Linked DNA regions of Homo sapiens: region 2 is linked to region 1. The links are chromatin loops, found by intact Hi-C in ENCODE. Cell type or tissue: mammary epithelial cell. All regions are shown on one strand. Each heading gives the region's core, and the rest is flanking DNA. Links, peaks and the distances in the headings are about the cores only.

The links. Hi-C counts contacts between places; a loop is a spot of excess contacts. Peaks named below come from ENCODE experiments on the same cell type or tissue, not always from the same donor. Only the 100,000 strongest peaks of a DNase experiment are listed, where the experiment ranks them.
Region 2: a loop joins it to region 1, with 6 times the contacts of the local background. A loop is called at or near these places in 2 of 110 quality-filtered maps.

What each region holds. Positions count from the first base shown.
Region 1 is chr13:46,318,977-46,324,364 of GRCh38, forward strand. It overlaps LOC105370194 (a long non-coding RNA gene), which reads right to left and starts at 2,783. Exons shown (of 3, transcript XR_941946.4): 1 at 2,632-2,783. RefSeq lists enhancers at 414-962, 2,020-2,519. In mammary epithelial cell, for the core only: a CTCF peak has its summit at 2,839 (motif pointing left); no DNase peak of the experiment used is centred there.
Region 2 is chr13:46,453,918-46,459,305 of GRCh38, forward strand. It overlaps LINC01198 (long intergenic non-protein coding RNA 1198), which reads right to left. Exons shown (of 6, transcript NR_120426.1): 5 at 3,923-3,996; 6 at 1,286-1,594. It also overlaps the pseudogene LOC112268117. Among named protein-coding and RNA genes, the nearest start is that of LINC01198, 10 kb to the right of the region's middle. In mammary epithelial cell, for the core only: a CTCF peak has its summit at 2,263 (motif pointing left); no DNase peak of the experiment used is centred there.

The DNA of each region.
Region 1 (5,388 bases), core at 316-5,315:
GCAGATAAAGAAAATATGGCACATATACGTAATGGAATACTATTCAGCCATAAAAAGGATGAAATCCTGTCATTTGTGGCAACATAGGTGGAACTGGGGGACATTATATTAAGTGAAATAAGCCAGAAACAGAAAGTTAAATACCACATGTTCTCACTCATGTGTGGAAGCTTAAAATGTTGATCTTACAGAAGTAGAAAGCAGAACAGAGAATACTAATAGCTGGGAGAAGTAGAGATAAGGGAGTGATGGGAAGAGATTTGTTAAAGGATGCAAAACTACAGCTATACAGGAAGAACAAGCTCTAGTGTTCTATACCATTGTAGAATCACTGTAGTTAACAATATTGTTTCACATAGCTAGGATGATATTAAATGTTCCCAACACAAAGAAATAATAAATGTTTGAGATGATGGATATGCTTATTAACCCTGATCTGATCACTATATATTACATGTATCGCATCATTATGTGCCCCCAAAATATATACTATTATGTGTATTTTTTAAATTAAAAACAAATCAGTCAATAATAAAGAATATCAGCAGTACCTTCAAAGGTCTGGAGTACCTCTCCCTGATCCTGTCTCCCACCCTCCATCTGTGACAACCACTATGTTGCATTATGTTCATCATTCACTTGCTTTGAAAAACAAAAACAAAAAACGTTTCTACCACCTATGGGTAGATCTCTAGTGTAAACAACGTAATGCTTGGCTTTGTCTGTGAAATTTATGTTAAGTGATCACTAATGAACGTCTTCCATGATTTGACTCTTTTGCTCAAGTTTGTTTTTAACATTTGTCAAATGTTAAAATTTGTACAATAGAATACAAACCCTAATTAGCCTTATGCTAATTAGCCATATGCTCATTAGGGTTTGTATTAGCTAATGTGGCTAATTACGGTTTGTATTGCATTGCACAAATATGTCACAATTTCCTTAATCATAGAAATGTCAACATTTGGGGAATCTAAGCAAAAGGGTATGGGAATTTTCTGTACTACTTTTGCAACTTTCTCTAATTATGAAATGATTTTAAAGTAAAAAGTTTTTTCTAATTCCTCTTAGAGCTAAGGAAGAAGAGGGGAAGCAGAAGAAAAAGGAGGAAGAGGCCGGGACAGTGGCTCACGCCTATAATCCCAGCACTTTGGGAGGCCAAGGCGGGCGGATCACGAGGTCAGGAGATGAAGACCATCCTGGCTACCATGGTGAAACCCCGTCTCTACAAAAAAAAAAAAAAAAAAAAAAAAAAATTTGCAGGGCGTGGTGGCGGGCGCCTGTAGTCCCAGCTACTCGGGAGGCTGAGGCAGGAGAATGGCGTGAACCCGGGAGGCGGAGCTTGTAGTGAGACCAGATGGGGCCACTGCACTCCAGCCTGGGCGACAGAGCAAGACTCCGTCTCAAAACAAAAAAAAAAAAAAAAAAGAAAAAGGAGGAGGAAGGAAGGAGATAAGAAAGAGGAAGAGAAGGAAAAAGACAAGAAACAGGAGGAGGAGGAAGACAAGAAAGAAGAGGGGGAGGGAGAGGAAGAGGAGGCGGAGAAGGAGGAAGAAAAAGACAAGAAGGGAGGAGGAGGGGAAAGAAGACAAGGAAGAGGAGGAAGAGAAGGAGGGAAAAGGAAGAGAAAAAGGACAATGAAGAGGGGAAGGAGGAGGAGGAGCAGCAGCAGCATCTCCTGTTCTCTTCCCTCTCCACACACACCCCTGCAGGCTCTCTTACAATGAGATGTCTGTACATAAACGCAGTGTTGCCTTTGCCACGTGGTTTCCAATCTGATCACACTTTCAAAATTTTCTCTACAGAATTTAGTTGTGGGGAACTAGAGACCCAAACAACTTGCTTCAAAAAGGGGAATGAGGTATGCACTAGGCACCCTGCTACCTCCTTCAGTTCTTCCAGGGGCATCCAGTCTCCTCTCGGCTAGCAGCCCTTCTGCTTCTTGCAGTGGGCTTATTCTCCTCTATGGCTCCAACAGCTAGGCCAGCTACCTCATGCGCTGGCCTGTGTGAGGCCACCAGGTCACCCTGGGGCCTTTCTGCTCCTTGAAGTTTTACTCTGTGCTCCTGCTGCTCGCCACCCTGTCTTCTGATCCTTTAGATCTTGAAAAGCAAGGATCTGACTGGCCCAACGCATCTTTCACACCAGGTGATGAGATGAATGTCCCAGGCCAGCTTAAGGCCTGGGACCCCTGGGGTCAGGTGTGGTTGGAGAGGAGGGGAAGGGACCCAACAGGCTGCTGAGTTGCAGGGGCTGCAAGTAGGACAGTTCCCCCTTAGCAGAGAAAGGGTGTGGAAGACATTCTCAGGCTCAGCCTGTCAAAGAAAATCTTGAATATTTTGGTCTCCTGAGCTGATCTAGAAGAAAGAACCAGTATCCGTTGTTTTCATCTAAAAAAAAAATCTACATGACCTCTCTCTTCTCTCTCTGGTTTTCTCACACACACACACACAGATACACACATATATACACCTCAGTGCCTTCTTTTCATTTCAGCCTGGCACGCTGTTAACACTTTTGGTGCGTTTTTATTCCCAGAAAGATGGCGTTTCTGTCCTACCTTTCAACTCCACAGAGAACGCATGTGAAGTTGCTTTTCCTGTGACTGTTGGTTTTGTAAGTCGTACTCACCAGGTCCACATTTACCCGCCTATGGCTTATAACTGCAACATCTGATGACTGGATTAGATCACTTGCAGGGTGTCTTTCAGCTCTAAAATCTGTGGTTCAGCAGCTCATGAGAAATCGGACCCTTAGTTCCTTAGACACAAGCAAAGCTGCCTGGTCTTTCAACTGGAAACCTTTTGAGGCAAAGCTGTGTCACCAGTGCCCTCTCGTGGGCAGATCTGAGACCCACAGTACCTTGAAATTACAAAATTGTAGCAACACTCAGATAATGATTAATGTTTAATTGAGGGCTTACGAAGTGTTAGGTGCTGATCTACAAATATCACACACGTTACCTAATTTAACCCTCACAACACCCCTATGCAATACGTGGTGTGGTTACTACTACTTTTTCTTTTTCTTCCCCCCAAGATGGAGTCTCACTCTGTTACCCTGGCTGAAGCACAGTGGTGCGATTTCCGCTCACTGCAACCTCCACCTCCCGGGTTCAAGCGATTCTCTTGCCTCAGCCTCCCGAGTAGCTGAGATTACAGGAGCCTGCCACCACACCCGGCTTTTTTGTATTTTTAGTACAGACTGGCTTTCACCATGTTGGCCAGACTGGTCTCGAACTCCTGACCTCAGGTGATCTGCCCGCCTCGGCCTCCTAAAGTGCTGGGATTACAGGCGTGAGCCACTGTACCCAGCCGTTTGTGGGTAGAAATTAGGGATGCAGGGTGTGGGTAACTGTCGGGGCAACTGTGTGTGTGTAGAAAGAGGGCACTATGGATGGAACCCACAGCCTAACTTAGTTTAGTCCTGCTTCTTTAACGAGATCCTCTGGGGTTCCAGTTAGGACTTTGTTTGCTAGATGACAGAAATGTTCTATATTGCCAGGCGCGGTGGCTCACACCTGTAATCCCAGCACTTTGGGAGGCCGAGGCAGGCGGATCACTTGAGGTCAGGAGTTCGTGACCAGTCTGGCCAACATGGCAAAACCCCATCTCTACTAAAAATACAAAAATTAGCCGGGCATGGTGGCAGGCGACTGTAATCCCAGCTACTCGGGAGGCTCAGGCACAAGAATTGCTTCAACCTGGGAGGTGGAGGTTGCAGTGAGCCAAGATCTCGCCACTGCACTCCACTCTGGGTAACAGAGTGAGACTGTCGCAAAAAAAAAAAAAAAAAAAAAAAAAAACAACTAAATGTTCTATATCTTAACTGGGGAGTACACATGGATGTATATCTTTGTCAAAACTTCATCAGACAATACACTTAAAATGGTTATATTTTATTCTATACAAGTTATACTTCAATACAGTTGATTTTAAAGTTCTGTGTGTGGTTTCTGAAAAAAAGTCACTTGGAAATCCACATGGACATCATGAAGATTTGTGGGGGAATAAATTGTATATAATTAGAGTATCCAATTTTACGGTTTAGAGTGTGATTACAACAAGATGTGATTTCTTTCACTATTGATTTGCCTATTATAGAATTTCATGTAGATGGATTCATACAGCATGTTCTTTTTTGCTTCTGGCTTTTGGATTTATCAGCAGTTTGTTCTTTTTATTTCCAGTAGTATCCTATTGTATGAATATAACAAGATTGGTTTATTCATTCTGTTAATGGACTTTGGGGTTTTTTTTCCAGTTCTTTTGGATAAATATGCAGGAGTGGAATTTCTAGGTCATATGGTGAGTGTATGACCAACTGTTTCCCAAAGTGTTTGTGCCATTTCATATTTCCACCAGCGATGCATGAGTTCCTATTGCTCCAGATCCTCGCCAGCATTTGGTATCATCAGTCTTTTAAGTTGGGGACCTTTGAGAGGGTGTACAGTGGTATCTCATTGCAGCACAGGCAGAACTTTGAAGCTCAAAAAGTAGGAAGAAAACATGCAAGAATGTATAGAAGACAGGTTAAGCTGATGAATATTACCATGGTCTGCATTATGCTGAGCTAAAATAATTGATTTCCAGCAACTTCTCAGTCTGGACCGGGAGAGAGAATCAAGGACTTGTGGTGTCTTCACTGGGTTGCTGGCCCAAGTGATGGCTCATCCCATATCTTGGGGCAGGTTCAGGAAGGATTCTGATTGAGATAAGGAGAATCAACCCAACTAATGGACAGGAGTAAGAGCAACTATGGAAACTTTCCCCTGAACTTTCACTTCCAGGAGATAACACACAACTCTTTTTTTTTTTTTTTTTCGATGGAGTCTTGCTCCCATCGCGCAGGCTGGAGTGCGGTGGTGCGATTTTGGCTCACTGCAACCTCCGCCTCCCGGGTTCAAGTGATTCTCCTTCTTCAGCCTCCCGAGTAGCTGGGATTACCGGCGTGCACCACCACGCCCTGCTAATTTTTGTATTTTTAGTAGAGACGGGGTTTTGCCATGTGGGCCACGCTGGTCTTGAACTCCTGACCTCAGGTGATTCATCTGCCTTGGCCTCCCAAAGTGCTAGGATTACAGGCATGAGCCACTGTGCCTGGCCTAGATAACATACAGCTCTTAAGACCGGGCGTCTCCTCCAGGTCTCTGAAGGAGAACTGTTTTCAGAGATAGCAGTTTGATTACTAAAAGCTGTAACTAAACAATATTTCTATAATGTACAATCATTTCTATAATGAGCCACTGCTACATAAATAAAGGCTTTTAATGATTGATTGTTGAATTTTGGAAAAGGAGTGCTGGAAAGTAACATTATTTGGGGGAAACACTTTCCTACACCTCAGGTTTCCATACCAAGCAGGGAATCATGATTCCCTGATAGAAAA
Region 2 (5,388 bases), core at 218-5,217, 130 kb after region 1:
AGGCTGGTCTCCTATGTACAGCCCCTCAACACACACACACGCGCGCGCACACACACACACGTCTTTATAGGAAGAGAAATAACTTTCTCATAAACCTCACAGGAGATCTCTCTTCAAATATTACTAACCAAGATATAATTTACATGGACTAAAAGGCAAAAGAGAAACTTTGAAAGTGTTTATTTGTTTATTTTCCATAGTAGAATGCCAGAGAAAGTGGCATATAGAGACTGACTTATGGCTGCTAATAATAATGTCTGCCAATAACATGTCACCATTTATTCAAGCATTTTTGTATTGGCCAATATTTAGATTTTCTTCAATTTTTTAATATTATATAGAATACTGAAATAAATCTCTTTGGGCATATGTGTAATGAGAGTGTCTGTTTATGTACATATGTGCATTTCGGCTGCTCAGTATCTTAATCACCTTTATATGATTGAGAAACCTTTTATTTTGTGATTGTTGTTGCAATGCAGAGTTTGCCACCTACTATAGAAGCTGAAGATAACGGTAATCATTATCTCAGTCTCTGTTGCAGCTAGGGTATGCCCGATGACCTAAGCTCTACCAATTAGATTAACCCACTCCCCAGAATTTTAATTATGATATAATGATACATTTAAGCACTATAAAATTCTCACTGGTAGCAATAGCAGTAGTGGCAAGATCAAGTTACTGAAACAATAGTGACACCCATGTAAGTTATAGCAACTTATCTTTAATGGTGGTGAGCTTGGTTTCCTCACTGAATCAGTTCCCGGCTCCAGATTTTGGACATTATCCTTGACTGTATAGAAACTAATAGTCTTTTGATGAATTTTTGTTTGTTTGTTTACATTAGGCTTAAGCAAGGGAATTTTTTTTGCCTTGTTGTATTTTGTTTTAACTTTCATTTGCATTATGTGATTGCTCAGGTGGGTACACATTTTCCACGTGTATTAAAAAGTAATATTTCCTCTTTTATGACACTTTGGCTTCAATATTTTGCCCAATATCCCACTGGATTATTTTTTTTTCTTATTTATTTGTTGGAATTATACATGTATTCTAGATGCCAAACATTTACAAATGTTATAAACACTTATAAAATTTGACCACACCTTCTTTAAATTTGTGGTTTGTCTCTTGATACATAGTTACCATGTTCAGAAATATGGGAGAAACTCTGGAGATTTTGTATAGTGATTAAAATAACTTGGACTGTGGAGTTATTCATTCAAAAATATTTATTGAGTTTGTATCAATCTATATCCATAATGAGTAGAAACCACACAGTCGATTTAGACAGGAGAAATGTAATACAAAAGACTGGTAAACTTTGATAAAACAGTAACTCTAAAATACAAGAAAACTCTATATGGTACTCTGGAGCTGAGGGAGAGTATTCAATGAAGAAAAAATTTAGAAGGGGTATTTTCTCCACAAGACTAGAGTAGTTGAAAAAGGTGCAGTGGCAACCCACTCAACAGCACCGCGTTTCACTGCTTTGCTCAGGTCAGAGCTATTCGGCAACTGCTGGACGATAACAATGGCAGAAAGCAATTCTCCACGGCATAGGTTCCACACAGTTGAATCTCTTTCAGTGGATCTAGGTAAAAGGATATAGAAGGAGTGAGCCAATGACAAAGTCTTTTTTTTTTTTTTTTTTTTTTTGAGACGGGGTCTCACTCTGTCGCCCAAGACGGAGTGCAGTGGCGCGATCTCGGCTCACTGCAAGCTCCGCCTCCCGGATTCACGCCATTCTCCTGCCTCAGCCTCCAGAGTGGCTGGGACCACAGGCGCCCGCGACCACGCCCGGCTAAATTTTGTACTTTTAGTAGAGACGGGGTTTCACCGTGTTGGCCAGGATGGTCTCGATCTCCTGACCTCGTGATCCGCCCTCCTTGGCCTCCCAAAGTGCTGGGATTACAAGCGTGAGCCACCGCGCCTGGCTGCCAATGACAAGTTCTTTTTTTTTTTTTTTTAAATGACAAATTCTTAACTGCAAGCAGGCCACAGGCAAAAGTTAGCAAGGGCCCAGGTACACAGGTGGGCAGAGGGAATCAAAAAACCTGTGGAGGTATGAAGCCTGCAAATTGTGGTGTCCATGCTGAGAAGGCTGCAGGAAGCCAGCCCCAGCTGTAAGATTCCTGAGGGACCTCAGATTCTGAAGTATAGCACCTCTAGATGTTCTCACACTCACACCGCCCACTCACTGTAAGGAGCCAGGCACCATAGGAGAGCCCTTTCCTCTACAACATCTCTCCGGTGCCCTCTACTGAGAAGACTTGAATACTGTGCTCACTATGAGGAAGTAAATACAAGAGGAATTCCACACATTATGGCAGAGTGATTGCGGGGTAAATTTGGAGCTGAGAGTCAATACATTATTTATTGACAAATATGTGGCGTGCTGGCCAGCATAGTAGATGCTAAAATGTCACAGTAAAAATAAGAAATAAAATTATCTTCCCTATAGAAATTATACTTTTGTAGAAGATATATGATATTATCCAAAGAAATGATTAATAAAACAGTGAAGTTCTATGAAACAAAAATAGAGTGCTATAAAGTGTAATGACATTTATTGAGGTTCAAAGAAAGTCTCCTGAACGACAATCATATGTTTGGGGAATTAATACTTAAGATGTATACTGAATATGTGAATGAGGTATATTAATATTCCTATAAAGCTTGCATAGTAAACTGTGATAAATGTTTAGAGTTGGCAGTTACTGGCATGGCAGCTGATAACTGAAATTTAATAATAAATGAGATTGATGAAAGAGTAGAGAAAGATAAAAAGTCACATGAAGGCATCTTTTGATAAACACACCTGAAGAGTTTTAAACTGCTTGCAGGTCAATTAAGATGCAAATTAATATGTATTCAAAAGACAACATGTAAGTCATTCACGATCTCCATTAATATGGCTTGTGGGTGGCAGAATTCAGATTACAGTGAGTTAAACAAGTAATAATCTCATAGAACCAAAAGTAGAGATCATAACATAAATAACACATCGATTTTAATTTCCAACTCAAATTAAAAATTAGATTTCATATAAAAATTTGGATTATGGGTCCTTTTGAAAAATTGGAAACCTTATCAATCTTTCCCTAAACTGGCTTGAAAAAATATTCAACCGGGTTGCCGCCCCTCCTTGAGATTATAGGGTCCATACATTCTCTCTTTTTTTTTATTATTATACTTTAAGTTCTAGGGTATGTGCGCACAACGTGCAGGTTTGTTACATATGTATACATGTGCCATGTTGGTGTGCTGCACCCATTAACTCATCATTTACATTAGGTATATCTCCTAATGCTATCCTTCTCCCCTCCCCCCACCCCACGACAGGCCCCAATGTGTGATGTTCCCCTTCTGGTGTCCAAGGGTTCTCATTGTTCATTTCCCACCTATGAGTGAGAACATGCAGTGTTTGGTTTTTTGTCCCTGCGATAGTTTGCTGAGAATGATGATTTCCAGCTTCATCCATGTCCCTACAAAGGACATGAACTCATCCTTTTTTATGGCTGCATAGTATTCCATGGTGTATTTGTGCCACATTTTATGGACATTAGGGTCCATACATTCTGTATTTCATCACTGTCAGTATTGAACTGCATCACTTTTAATATTTCTACCTGGCCTTTCTAGCACTTGCACTCATAGACTCTGCAACATGCAGTTCTTTAAAGAAGATAATGTGGAAGAGAAAAATGTGGTGTCTGATAGTAAAAGAGGGTTATGGTTTTTGTTTTTTCTTCCCTTTTTTTTCTTCTCTTCCTTCTTTAAAGAAAGTCAATAACTGATTGCCGAAACCAAGGTGTATACTGGTTGATATAAATAAGCCCATACATAGAAAGAAATTATAGATAGAACTGAGAAAGTTGAACTCTATTTACGCCTATTTAATTACTGGAATAACACTTACCAAGCTACTTAAACTCTGGTGCTTAATGTCTTCACTTATACCGTGAGAATTAATACCCACTTCCTGAAGTTATCCTGCAGAATAAATGAAATCATGTTTCCAAAGCTTATCAATAGTTCATGACCAAGTAACTATTTAAAAGCACATAAAGGAGACACATTATTAATATAGTAATCAACATACCACAGTGGCTGAAAAAGAATTAAACTCAAAGCACTAAGTTAGTCATTACACAATCCCAGGCTGTTTCATTAGGCAGTTGATGGTAACACATGGGGAAAGCAAAGGGACATCAAGACAATAAATCAAATACATTCATGTGCTGCTAAACGACAGGGATATGTTCTGAAAATTTGAGAAATGTATCATAAGGCAATGATGTTTGCCATGCAGATTTCACAGTGTACTTACATAAACCTGTATGGTATAGCTTAGAACACACCTAGGTTATAAGGTATAGCCTATTGCTTCTAGAATACAAACCTGCACAGCATGTTACCATATTGGATAATATAGGCAATTGTAACACAATAATAAATATTTGTGTATCTCAACTTATTGGAATCTAGAAAAGATACAGTAAAAACACAGTATAAAATAATAATAATAATAATAATAATAATAAAACAGTACCTATATAGACCACTTAGCACGACTGGCACTTAAAGGGCTGAAAATTGTTCTGGGTGGATCAGTGAGTGATTAGTGAGTGAATGTGAAGGCCTGGGATATTACTGTACACTACAGTAGATGTCTTAAACATTAGGCATTAGGGTAAATGTATAAAATACATTTTATTTCTTCAATAATACATTAAACTTAGCTTACTGATAATTTTTTGCTTTATAAACTATATTTTATTTTAGCTTTTTGACTCTTTTGTACTAAACATTTTTTTTGGAATAAAGAACCATTTTTATTACAAATGATTGACTTCCCCAATTGTAGATGTTATGATCATTAACACAGTCATAACAGAGAATCAGAGATTAAGGGAGCAAAAGATAACATTTGGAAAACAGTCAGATGACACCGTGGATCCTATGGCCATGATTTCATTCAAAGAAATGTGAGGCTAGAGGTCCAAGACTCTGTCAGGCATGTAATCCTTGGATATAGAAATCTTGGAGTATGAATCCTTGAATCAGTATTATCTTTAGACGTGTCATCTTAGAAGCAAATGGTCCTCTGACAGTGATGTTTTAGCAGGAAGAATAGCATCTTCTAAAGCAAAATGGCCGGTAGCCACAGTAGCCAGAGCCAGAGCCACATCCACAGCCATAGCCAGTTCCATAACCACAGCCATACCCACAGCCGTAGCCAGTTCCATAGCCACAGCCAGAGCCAGAGCCATAGCCACAGCTGTAGCCAGTTCCATAGCCACAGCCATAGCTGGAGCCATAGCCACAGCCATAACCAGAGCCATAGCCACAGCCATAGCTGCAGCCATAGCCACAGGAGTTGCC